Regions from separate parts of the Homo sapiens genome. Here region 1 is linked to region 2. A link is an interaction called in ENCODE POLR2A ChIA-PET data of the cell type or tissue named here. Cell type or tissue: endothelial cell of umbilical vein. All regions are shown on one strand. Region 1 overlaps GSPT1 (G1 to S phase transition 1). Region 2 overlaps RSL1D1 (ribosomal L1 domain containing 1).

What was found. ChIA-PET counts read pairs that join two places held together with the same protein. Peaks named below come from ENCODE experiments on the same cell type or tissue, not always from the same donor. Only the 100,000 strongest peaks of a DNase experiment are listed, where the experiment ranks them.
Region 1: POLR2A ChIA-PET joins it to region 2 with 5 read pairs; 6 of 35 experiments call an interaction of 5 or more read pairs at or near these places.

What each region holds. Positions count from the first base shown.
Region 1 is chr16:11,894,507-11,899,506 of GRCh38, reverse strand. It overlaps GSPT1 (G1 to S phase transition 1), which reads left to right. Exons shown (of 15, transcript NM_002094.4): 2 at 1,472-1,513; 3 at 1,626-1,667; 4 at 2,722-2,949; 5 at 4,520-4,553. Among named protein-coding and RNA genes, the nearest start is that of GSPT1, 19 kb to the left of the region's middle. In endothelial cell of umbilical vein, no CTCF peak of the experiment used is centred here; a DNase peak (open chromatin) is centred at 2,536; H3K27ac peaks cover 1,037 bases.
Region 2 is chr16:11,837,025-11,842,024 of GRCh38, reverse strand. It overlaps RSL1D1 (ribosomal L1 domain containing 1), which reads left to right. Exons shown (of 9, transcript NM_015659.3): 6 at 25-118; 7 at 205-330; 8 at 2,040-2,330; 9 at 3,912-5,000. The coding sequence ends at 4,238. Among named protein-coding and RNA genes, the nearest start is that of BCAR4, 11 kb to the right of the region's middle. RefSeq lists a silencer at 3,403-3,588. In endothelial cell of umbilical vein, no CTCF peak of the experiment used is centred here; no DNase peak of the experiment used is centred here; H3K27ac peaks cover 227 bases.

The sequences.
Region 1 (5,000 bases), 57 kb before region 2:
TAGCCCCCATCCCCTCCTAGTTGTATTGCTTGGTTGTCTCCATGGCATGCTTTCTTGCAGTGGTGATGTGGGTCTTCCTGCCTGTGGGGTCTTGCCCACTCTAGTTCATGTAGTTTAAGCTGCAAGAAAAAGATCTTCCTAAGTGACAGTCTGAGCCTGTCACTTAAAAAAAAAAAGAAAACAATTTGGTTGTCCTTTACCTATCAGGGACAGGAAATTACTTTACTCAACATTTGATGCTATTGAAGGTTGGGCCCAAAACACTTTCTCTTGACTCTTACAGGTATTGATCCTTTCCGGGCAATGATTTTACAGGTTACAAATTCATTATTTTTTCATACTTGCTGTGCATGATTCATATGATTTAATTCTTTAGTATCGTTTTCTGTCGTGGAGATTCTTTAAAGCAGGGGCACGTTCATATTGGAGTATAATTTAGGTTTGTCTGTATCTGACAAACTAAAATCCAAAAAGCAGACTTAGATATTTGGTTATTAGTATGTATTTCTCCTACATCTCTTCCAGTAATGTCATAAGTAAATTTGCAGTGTGGCAACTGGAAACTGGATTGTTGCTTGGTTTTAGAGTTCTAGTATAGGAAAAAACTGGCATCATTGGAATCACCTTTTCTGCAGATATTTTTAATGGCTTATATATGTTTCAGGACTTTATACACATGTCATTTATCTTATAGGTATCTAATTTATTCAGGGATTTTGATAACATGAGTATGGAATATTAAAAAGGGCTAATCACAGGCTGGATGCGGTGGCTCAAGCCTGTAATCCCAGCACTTTGGGAGGCCGAGGTGGGCAGAACACCTGAGGTCGTAGTTCAAAACCAGCCTGACCAACGTGGCGAAACCCCATCTCTACTAAAAATACAAAATTAGCCGGGCATGGTGGCATGCACCTGTGATCCCAGGTACTCAGGAGGCTGAGGCAGGAGAATCGCTTGAACCGGGGAGATGGAGGTTGCGGTAAGCCAAGATCGTGCCATTGCACTCCAACTCCAGCCTGGGCAACAAGAGTGAAACTCAGTCTCAAAAAAAAAAAAAAAAAAAAAGGGCTAATCACAGCTTTCTTGGGCTGGGTTACCTAGAGAGAATCACGGGAAGTAGATGTGTATTTGTTGAGCACATCTCTAATTTGATCTGTGCTGAGCTGCAAATTACTTTGACAGTATCTGTGAAGAAAAGGTTTATAAAGCAAATCAAAAGAATAAGCATGTTTTTATGAATACATTGAAACTACTGAAAATGTTTCAAAATTGGCTGTAATTAGTAGAATTTTGAAAAGTAGGTTAAGCAGAGACTTCTAACTTGAAGGCCTGAGTTAGCTGCCATTGATCTGGGGTTATTGATTGAGGCTTGTGTCGTGTTATTGAACTTCTGTTTTTACTGCATATTAAAAGATAAGTGAAATGGATGGATAAGTATCAATTTTTAATAGAACTTCTTTCTGTTAAACAGCACCTGTGGAATCCTCTCAAGAGGAACAGTCATTGTGTGAAGGTAATGATGTACTCTTTGAAAGTCTACTTGAGAAAACATTAGGTTGTCTATATGGTGTGTAAAGCTAGATACTGTTTGGTAAATATATATTATATTTCAATCTCTTGTCTAGGTTCAAATTCAGCTGTTAGCATGGAACTTTCAGAACCTATTGGTAAGAAAATTTCTGACCATATTAATACAGTAATATGAAACTCTTTCACTCTCAAGATTTAAGGTGCATTATGTAAGTTACGATTATTGTAATGCCTACATTTAAGACACATTGAGTCTTTGCTATTAGTATTTAGAAAGTAGAACAAACTAGGCACTAACACTGCCTTGATAAACTTAATGATTGCAAATAAAATTGAGTGGAGGAATGGTCAAGTCAATTTAAATACCTGTACCTGTTCTGTTTTCTTTTTTTGAGACGGAGTCTTGCTCTGTCGCCCAGGCTGGAGTGTAGTGGTGCAATCTTGGGTCACTGCAACCTCCGCCTCCCAGGTTCAAGCGCTTCTCCTGCCTCAGCTTCTTGAGTAGCTGGGATTACAGGCGCACACCACCACAACTGGCAAATTTTTGTATTTTTAGTAGAGGCGGGGTTTCACCATGTTGATCAGGATGGTCTCGAACTCCTGACCTCGTGATCCACCCACCTCGGCCTCCGAAAGTGCTGGGATTACAGGTGTGAGCCACCATGCTCGGCCACACGTTCTGTTTTCTTGGTGAAAAATGTTCTTCCTTTTTATAACTTTATTCTTAAGGGTTTCACGTTCTCAGCGTGATTAAAGTTGATGCCAAAGTTTTATTAGTTTAAGAGGAAAAAGAAAATATTTCCTAAATCCTTTCATATTTCTCGTGTGTCACGATTTTAAACTTTCCTTTTTTTCTTACTATCAGGGTGTCTCAACACTGGAATAACTAGGCTGTTGGGAATGTTAGAACTCTTGTTTGCATTTTGTTTGCCATTATGAAAATGAAGCTTTGCTAAAATAGCAATCTCAGCCTGTGAGTCAGTGCCCTCTGATGTGATACCAGCAGTGAGTCTGCCTTGAAAGCTGTCACCCATTTCTGCTATGAAAGAGGTTTTCCTGCTTATGTGTCACTAGGCATTAGGAAATGGAACTACATATGCAAACTTCCATTTGTTGTTTTAAAGCTAGTGTATTTTAAAGTATAGATTGTAAGTCTTTTTCAGAATACTAAGTTAAAATGTCTTTCTTCAGTAGAAAATGGAGAGACAGAAATGTCTCCAGAAGAATCATGGGAGCACAAAGAAGAAATAAGTGAAGCAGAGCCAGGGGGTGGTTCCTTGGGAGATGGAAGGCCGCCAGAGGAAAGTGCCCATGAAATGATGGAGGAGGAAGAGGAAATCCCAAAACCTAAGTCTGTGGTTGCACCGCCAGGTGCTCCTAAGAAAGAGCATGTAAATGTAGTATTCATTGGGCACGTAGGTAAGCTGCTCTCATAGCAATTAAAGTTACTGGATACATAAAACATAGAACATCCTTTTTAGCTACCTGGAGATGTTTAGTGAAACTGAAGGAAATTAATTGAAAATGTCTTGATTTTTAACTTGCTGATTTTTTTTAGCTGGCAAAAAATTGCAAGTACTTTTTTCCTGAAGTTTAGGCAAATGAATAATTCTGTAACGGCATAGATGCTGGAAGAAAAACTTCAGTATATTGTACGTAACATATAATTAGTCTATTGACCATTGATGGTAGTTCAGCATAGTATTATATATCAGTATCTTAGAAAATGTGCCCTTTTTTATGTGAACCTCAGTTAACTTGTTAATTTTAATGGGATTGACCTTACCAGATAATTTTGTGTGAAGCAGGAAATCAATAATTTGGAGTAACTTCTGGATGCTTGCCAGGTTGCTGGTTTAGCAAAAAACAAAAGAACAAATTTATTTAATTTACTCAGATATTCTCTAATTATCTGGCCTATCCCCAGAATTGTGAGAAAAAAAATACAGAATTATGTGTCTTTCATTTCAGCTATCTCTGCCTTCCCCCCAGATATGAAACACTGTACCCCTTCTTTTAGTAGCAAGAACTCTTTTGAAAGTGTAAAGGAGCGGCTGGGCACTGTGGCTGGCGCCTGTAATCCCAGCACTTTGGGAGGCCAAGGCGGGCACATCACGAGGTCAGGAGTTCAAGACCAGCCTGGCCAACATGGTGAAACCCCGTCTCTACTAAAAATACAAAAATTAGCCAGGTGTGGTGGCATGAGCCTGTAATCCCAGCTACTCCGGAGGCTGAGGCAGGAGAATTGCTTGAACCCAGAAGGTGGAGGTTGCAGTGAGGTGAGATCGCACCACTGCACTCCAGCTCTGGGCAACGGAGCAAGATTCCGTCTCGTGGGGAAAAAAAGGTGTAAAGGAGCACATACCTCATTTGCTGTAAGTGAAAGGAAAAGCACCTGAATCTAGTTCACAGTTCTTCAGCTGCTTTTGCTCTTGGAAACTTCTCTTGGGGAATTTATAGTCTGTTGCCGCTGTGCTTTCGGAGTAATCTGTTAAAAAATTCTTTATCAGTAAAGTGTTTTTAAGTGGTTTTTTTTTTTTTTTTTGAGATGGAGTTTCACTCTTGTCGCCCAGGCTGGAGTGCAATGGCGTGATTTCAGCTTAGTGCAACCTCTGCTTCCCGAGTTCACGCGATTCTCCTGCCTCAGCTTCCCAAGTAGCTGGGATTACAGGCGGCCGCCACCACGCCTAGCTAATTTTTGTATTTTTAGTAGAAACGGGGTTTCACCATGTTGGCCAGGCTGGTCTCGAACTCCTGACCTGAGGTCATCCGCCCTCGCTGGCCTCCCAAAGTGCTGGAATTACAGGCGTGAGCCACCGAGCCCAGCCTTGAGGCTCATTTTCAAAAGGAGAAGGGTAATGAACTAGGATTTATGCCCCAAATTCATATGGAAGATTTAATTATGTATGTTAAAGGGTGCTGTTGTTTGCATATTTAGCCATTGGTTTTTGGTTTTAACCTATGGTTTGCATGTTGATGTTACTTTTAGATGCTGGCAAGTCAACCATTGGAGGACAAATAATGTAAGTCTGTATCTTTTGTTAAATAACAGAGTTAAATTGATGTAATGAATTTTAGGCATTGTAAACCTTCATACAGTCACACAAAGGAGATAAAACAGGTCCCCCAAAGAAAAATTAAAAATAAAATTACTGGGACACAATACTGATGTTAAGAAGTGATTTTTGGCCTGGTGTGGTGGAACACACCTATAATCCCAGCATTTTGAGAGGCTAAGGTGGGAGGATCACTGGACTTGAGGTCTGGAGTTTGAAACCAGCCTGGGCAAGACAATGAGACTCTGTCTCTACTTTAATTTTTTTAAAAGTAGTAGTTTTTGTAATGTGATTATTACTAGTGTTAAATGTGTTTCTGAAAGCTTTTTACATTTTTTAAAAATAAAAAATGAACACAGAACTCTAGATTATGGGAAACTTGGTCTCCTTTGCATATAACATACATGGGAATAA
Region 2 (5,000 bases):
GTCTAATACTATATTAAATTTCAGTGCTATACGTATTGGTCACGTTGGAATGCAAATTGAGCACATCATTGAAAACATTGTTGCTGTCACCAAAGGACTTTCAGAAAAATTGCCAGAGGTACAGTATTACAGGTGCATCAATTGATTGTTCATTTAAAAGAAACAAAGTATATGTAGACGATGTTACTCTTTTCTTTGTTTCAGAAGTGGGAGAGCGTGAAACTCCTGTTTGTGAAAACTGAGAAATCGGCTGCACTTCCCATCTTTTCCTCGTTTGTCAGCAATTGGGATGAAGCCACCAAAAGATCTTTGCTTAATAAGAAGAAAAAAGTTAGTAGAATTTTAAATACTTACAGAATGAATAATGAAGGGTGTAAATTCAGTCACTAGGAGAGAAGTAGACCATCATCGCTGCCCGACTTTTCAGTTATCTTCTGGTTTTGTGGTGGTTGTGCTTTTGTCACTTTACATGAGGTAAAATGGGTATGCTTTTGTCACTTTACATGAGGTAGTTGATGTTAGTAATGCGCATTAAGATAGAAATATCTTGTATTTATTGATAAATTGGATTTTTTTTTTATTTTTGTTAGATCCAGTGCTTGCTGGGTTTTTTTAGAGAGACAGGGTCTCACTCTGTCCCCCAGGCTGGAGCACAGTGACGTGATCAAGGCTCACGGCAGCCTTGACCTCCTGAGCTCAAGCAATCCTGTTTCAGCCTCCCGAGTAGCTGGCACTGCAGGCATGCTTCACCATGCCCAGCTAATTTTTAAATTATTTTTTGTACACACATGGTCGCCCTGTTTCCCAGGCTGATCTTGAATTCTTGAGCTCAAGCGATCCGCCTGCCTTGGGCTCCCAAAGTGCTGGGATTACAGGCATGAGCTACTATGCCTGGCCTGGATTAACTGGCTTTTGAGGGGGCCTGAGTTAAGTTCCTACCACATATTTCCGGTCATAGAAACATCACCATACTTCTAAATAAAGACCAAAACATTTAAAATATTAAACATTGAAATAAATGTGAGCTATATATACATTTGAAACAGTAATAAAAGGAATTGACATAATTATTTACCCAGTTATTCCCATCCACGGTTGTAGGTGGCTGGAGTTTAATCCTGATAGCTCAGGGAAAAGGGTAACAGGCAAGAGCCAACCCTAGAAAAGGCGCTGTTTCATCACAGGACAAACTCATACACCTACATTCGTTGGGACTGGGACTGGGATAACTTCAACACACCAGTTCACCTAATGTGCACGTATTTGGATGTCGGAGGTTATGCTCACAGATACCTCCTGAGCTTGGTTTGTAGGTTTTCAGTATTACTCGTACTCTAGCAAAAGAAGCTTTCGGAAGGAGAGAAAATTTAATTTTTTGCTATTTGTTAGACTGATCTCCTAGTGTTTCTCTCTTTAGCCATGTTAATTGTGTCCAATGAATTTTTAATTTTGTTTTTGAGACAGAGTTTCACTCTGTCGCCCAGGCTGAAGTGCAGTGGCATGATCTCAGCTCACTACAACCCCCCGCCTTCCAGGTTCAAATGATTCTCTGTGCCTCACCCTCCTGAGTAGTTGGAACTACAGGCACGTATCACCATGCCCAGCTAATTTTTGTGGTTTTAATAGAGATGGGGTTTCACCATGTTTACCAGGCTGATCTCGAAGTCCTGACCTCAAGTGATCCTCCTGCCTCAGCCTCCCTGAGTGCTGTGATTACAGGCGTGAGCCACCGCGCCCAGCTGAGTATTATTCTTTACACTCTAAACCATACTGTGTTTCACAAAAGTCTCTTAACTGTATACTTTAGATAGTCAGATTCTGAAATGCCGGTATATAATTTACTGCATAAAATGCATGTTTGGCTGTGAGTCAAAAACTGCGGTTGAGGTTCCAGTGCTGGTTAGGGAGTTTGTTCTCTGTATAGATCGAGGTCCATTTAGGGGCTTATGGATAATCAAAACTGCACGTGGTACATCTATGCCGTTTGTTAACCAACAGAACTGTTCCTGCTAAAATGTTTGTATGGTGTTTTTTGGTAGGAGGCAAGGAGAAAACGAAGAGAAAGAAATTTTGAAAAACAAAAGGAGAGGAAGAAGAAGAGGCAGCAGGCTAGGAAGACTGCATCAGTTCTTAGTAAAGATGATGTGGCACCTGAAAGTGGTGATACTACAGTGAAGAAACCTGAATCAAAGAAGGAACAGACCCCAGAGCATGGGAAGAAAAAACGTGGCAGAGGAAAAGCCCAAGTTAAAGCAACAAATGAATCCGAAGACGAAATCCCACAGCTGGTACCAATAGGAAAGAAGACTCCAGCTAATGAAAAAGTAGAGGTATTGTTTTAATATTTACTGTTCATAATGGATTGGTTCAGTGGCTACTGTGTCAGGCAGGTACTGTGCTGAGCAATAAATGATGAAAAATACTAGAGTGAACCCAAAGAACTGTGAAGGTGGTTATCATATCATGATTTATTGTACCTTTTTTTTTTTTTTTTTTTTAGATGGGATCTTGCTATATTGCCCAGACCGGTCTTACACTCCGGGGGTCAAAACAGTCTTCCCACCTTGGCCTCCCAAAGTGCTGGGATTACAAGTGTGAGCCACCACACCTAGTCCCAACCGGTTGGCTTTTTTTTTTTTTTTTGCTTTGCTTTTTTTTGAAGATGGAGTCTCACTCTGTCACCCAGGCTAGAGTGCAGTGGCATGATCTCAGCTCACTGCAACCTCCGCCTCCCTGGTTCAAGCAATTCTCCTTCCTCAGCCTCCCGAGTAGCTGGGATTACAGGCGCGCACTACCATGCCCAGCTAATTTTTGTGTTTTTGGTAGAGACGGGGTTTTGCCATGTTGGCCAGGCTGGTCTTGAACTCCTGGCCTCAGGTGATCCGCCCGCCTTGTCCTCCCAAAGTGCTGGGATTACAGGCATGAACCACCGCACTCAGCCACCAGTTGGCTTTTACACAGAGAATCTGGGAACCCTTGCCCTACACCATGTGCCAGGGATGTGCAGCTACATTTGGAAGACTCAGGATTTGCTCCCATGTGTCTCTGCTGTGCTCCTCATGGTGCTTCCAGGATTCCCTCCCCTCAGTCATAGGGAAAGGTGGTTTTCCTCTGATTGGACCAGGAAGACCTCTGGGTCTTCACAGTTTTTTTTTGTTTTTTTTTTTTGAGACAAGGTCTCACTTTGTTGCCCAGGATGGAGTGCAGTGGCATGATCTCGGCTCACAGCAACCTCCACCTTTCGTGCCCAAGCAATTCTCGTGCCTCAGCCTCCTGAGTAGCTGGGATTACAGGTGTGTGCCAACATGCCTGGCTAATTTTTGTATTTTTAGTAGAGATGGGGTTTTGCCATGTTGGCCAGGCTACTCTTGAACTCCTGGCCTCAAGTAATCCACCTGCCTCAGCCTTCCATAGTGCTGGGATTACAGGCATGAGCCACCTCACCTATACCTCATTCTTAATAGTGGAATACAGCTTATTTCTGTCATCATACTGAGGTGTACCTTTTGGGGGTTAACTAATAAAAACAGTAACTTGGCCATGCGCTGAAAAACAGTAACTTGGCCGGGCACAGTGGCTCACGCCTGTAATCCTAGCACTTTGGGAGGCCGAGGCAGGTGGATCACCTGAGGTCAGGAGTTCGAGACCAGCCTGGCTAACATGGTGAAACCCTGTTTCTACTAAAAATACAAAAAATGAGCCGGGCGTGGTGGCACACACCTATAATACCAGCTACTCGGGAGGCAGAGGTTGCAGTGAACTGAGATTGTGCCATTGCACTCTAGCATGGGCAGCAAGAGCGAAACTCAGTCTGAAAAATAAATAAATACAAATAAAAACAGTAACTCCTGGAGTTAGAGTGTCAGGTTTTGTGGCTTTTTCTATATTAAACTTACTTTTTTTTTTCTTAGATTCAAAAACATGCCACAGGAAAGAAGTCTCCAGCAAAGAGTCCTAATCCCAGCACACCTCGTGGGAAGAAAAGAAAGGCTTTGCCAGCATCTGAGACCCCAAAAGCTGCAGAGTCTGAGACCCCAGGGAAAAGCCCAGAGAAGAAGCCAAAAATCAAAGAAGAGGCAGTGAAGGAAAAAAGTCCTTCGCTGGGGAAAAAAGATGCGAGACAGACTCCAAAAAAGCCAGAGGCCAAGTTTTTCACCACTCCTAGTAAATCTGTGAGAAAAGCTTCCCACACCCCCAAAAAATGGCCCAAAAAACCCAAAGTACCCCAGTCGACCTAAAGTCAGTGATTCAACTGGAAGGAAACCTCAATGCTGCCTCCAGAGCTTTTTGGAAATACTCAGATCCTGGCCGCCTTTGTAACCTTCTCTAAACGTCAGGCCTGGACTTAAAAGATTTTTTAAAACCTCCATAAGTAGTCCAGGGGCGGTGGCTCACGCCTGTAATCCCAGCACTTTGGGAGGCCGAGGCAGGCGGATCACAAGGTCAACGAGATCGAGACCATCCTGGCCAACATGGTGAAACCCTGTCTGTACCAAAAATACAAAAATTAATTGGGCATGGTGGTGGACACCTGTAATCCCAGCTACTAGGGAGGCTGAGGCAGGAGAATTGCTTGAACCTGGGAGGCGGAGGTTGCAGTGAGCCACTGCACTCCAGCCTGATGACAGAGCAAGACTCAGTCTCAAAAATAAATAAAAATAATAAAACCTCCATAAGTAATCCTGACATATGTTCCTGGGTATAATCTGTTTCTAAATTGTCCTTCTGTGTATTTGCTAATGTAATAGAGGGAAAAATAGAGTGCTTCTCTGTGGTTGTTCAGCACTTTAGGTAGCCAAGGTGAGAGGATTGCTTGAGGCCAGGAGTTTGAGACTAGCCTGGGCAACTTGGTAAAACCCCATCTCTACAAAAGAAAAAAAAAAATTAGTGTGGCATGGTGGCATGCATCTGTGCTCCCAGCTCCTCACGAGGCTGAGGTGGAAGGATCAAGTGAGCGCAAGAGGTTGAGGCTCCAGTGAGCCACGATCACCCCACTGTGC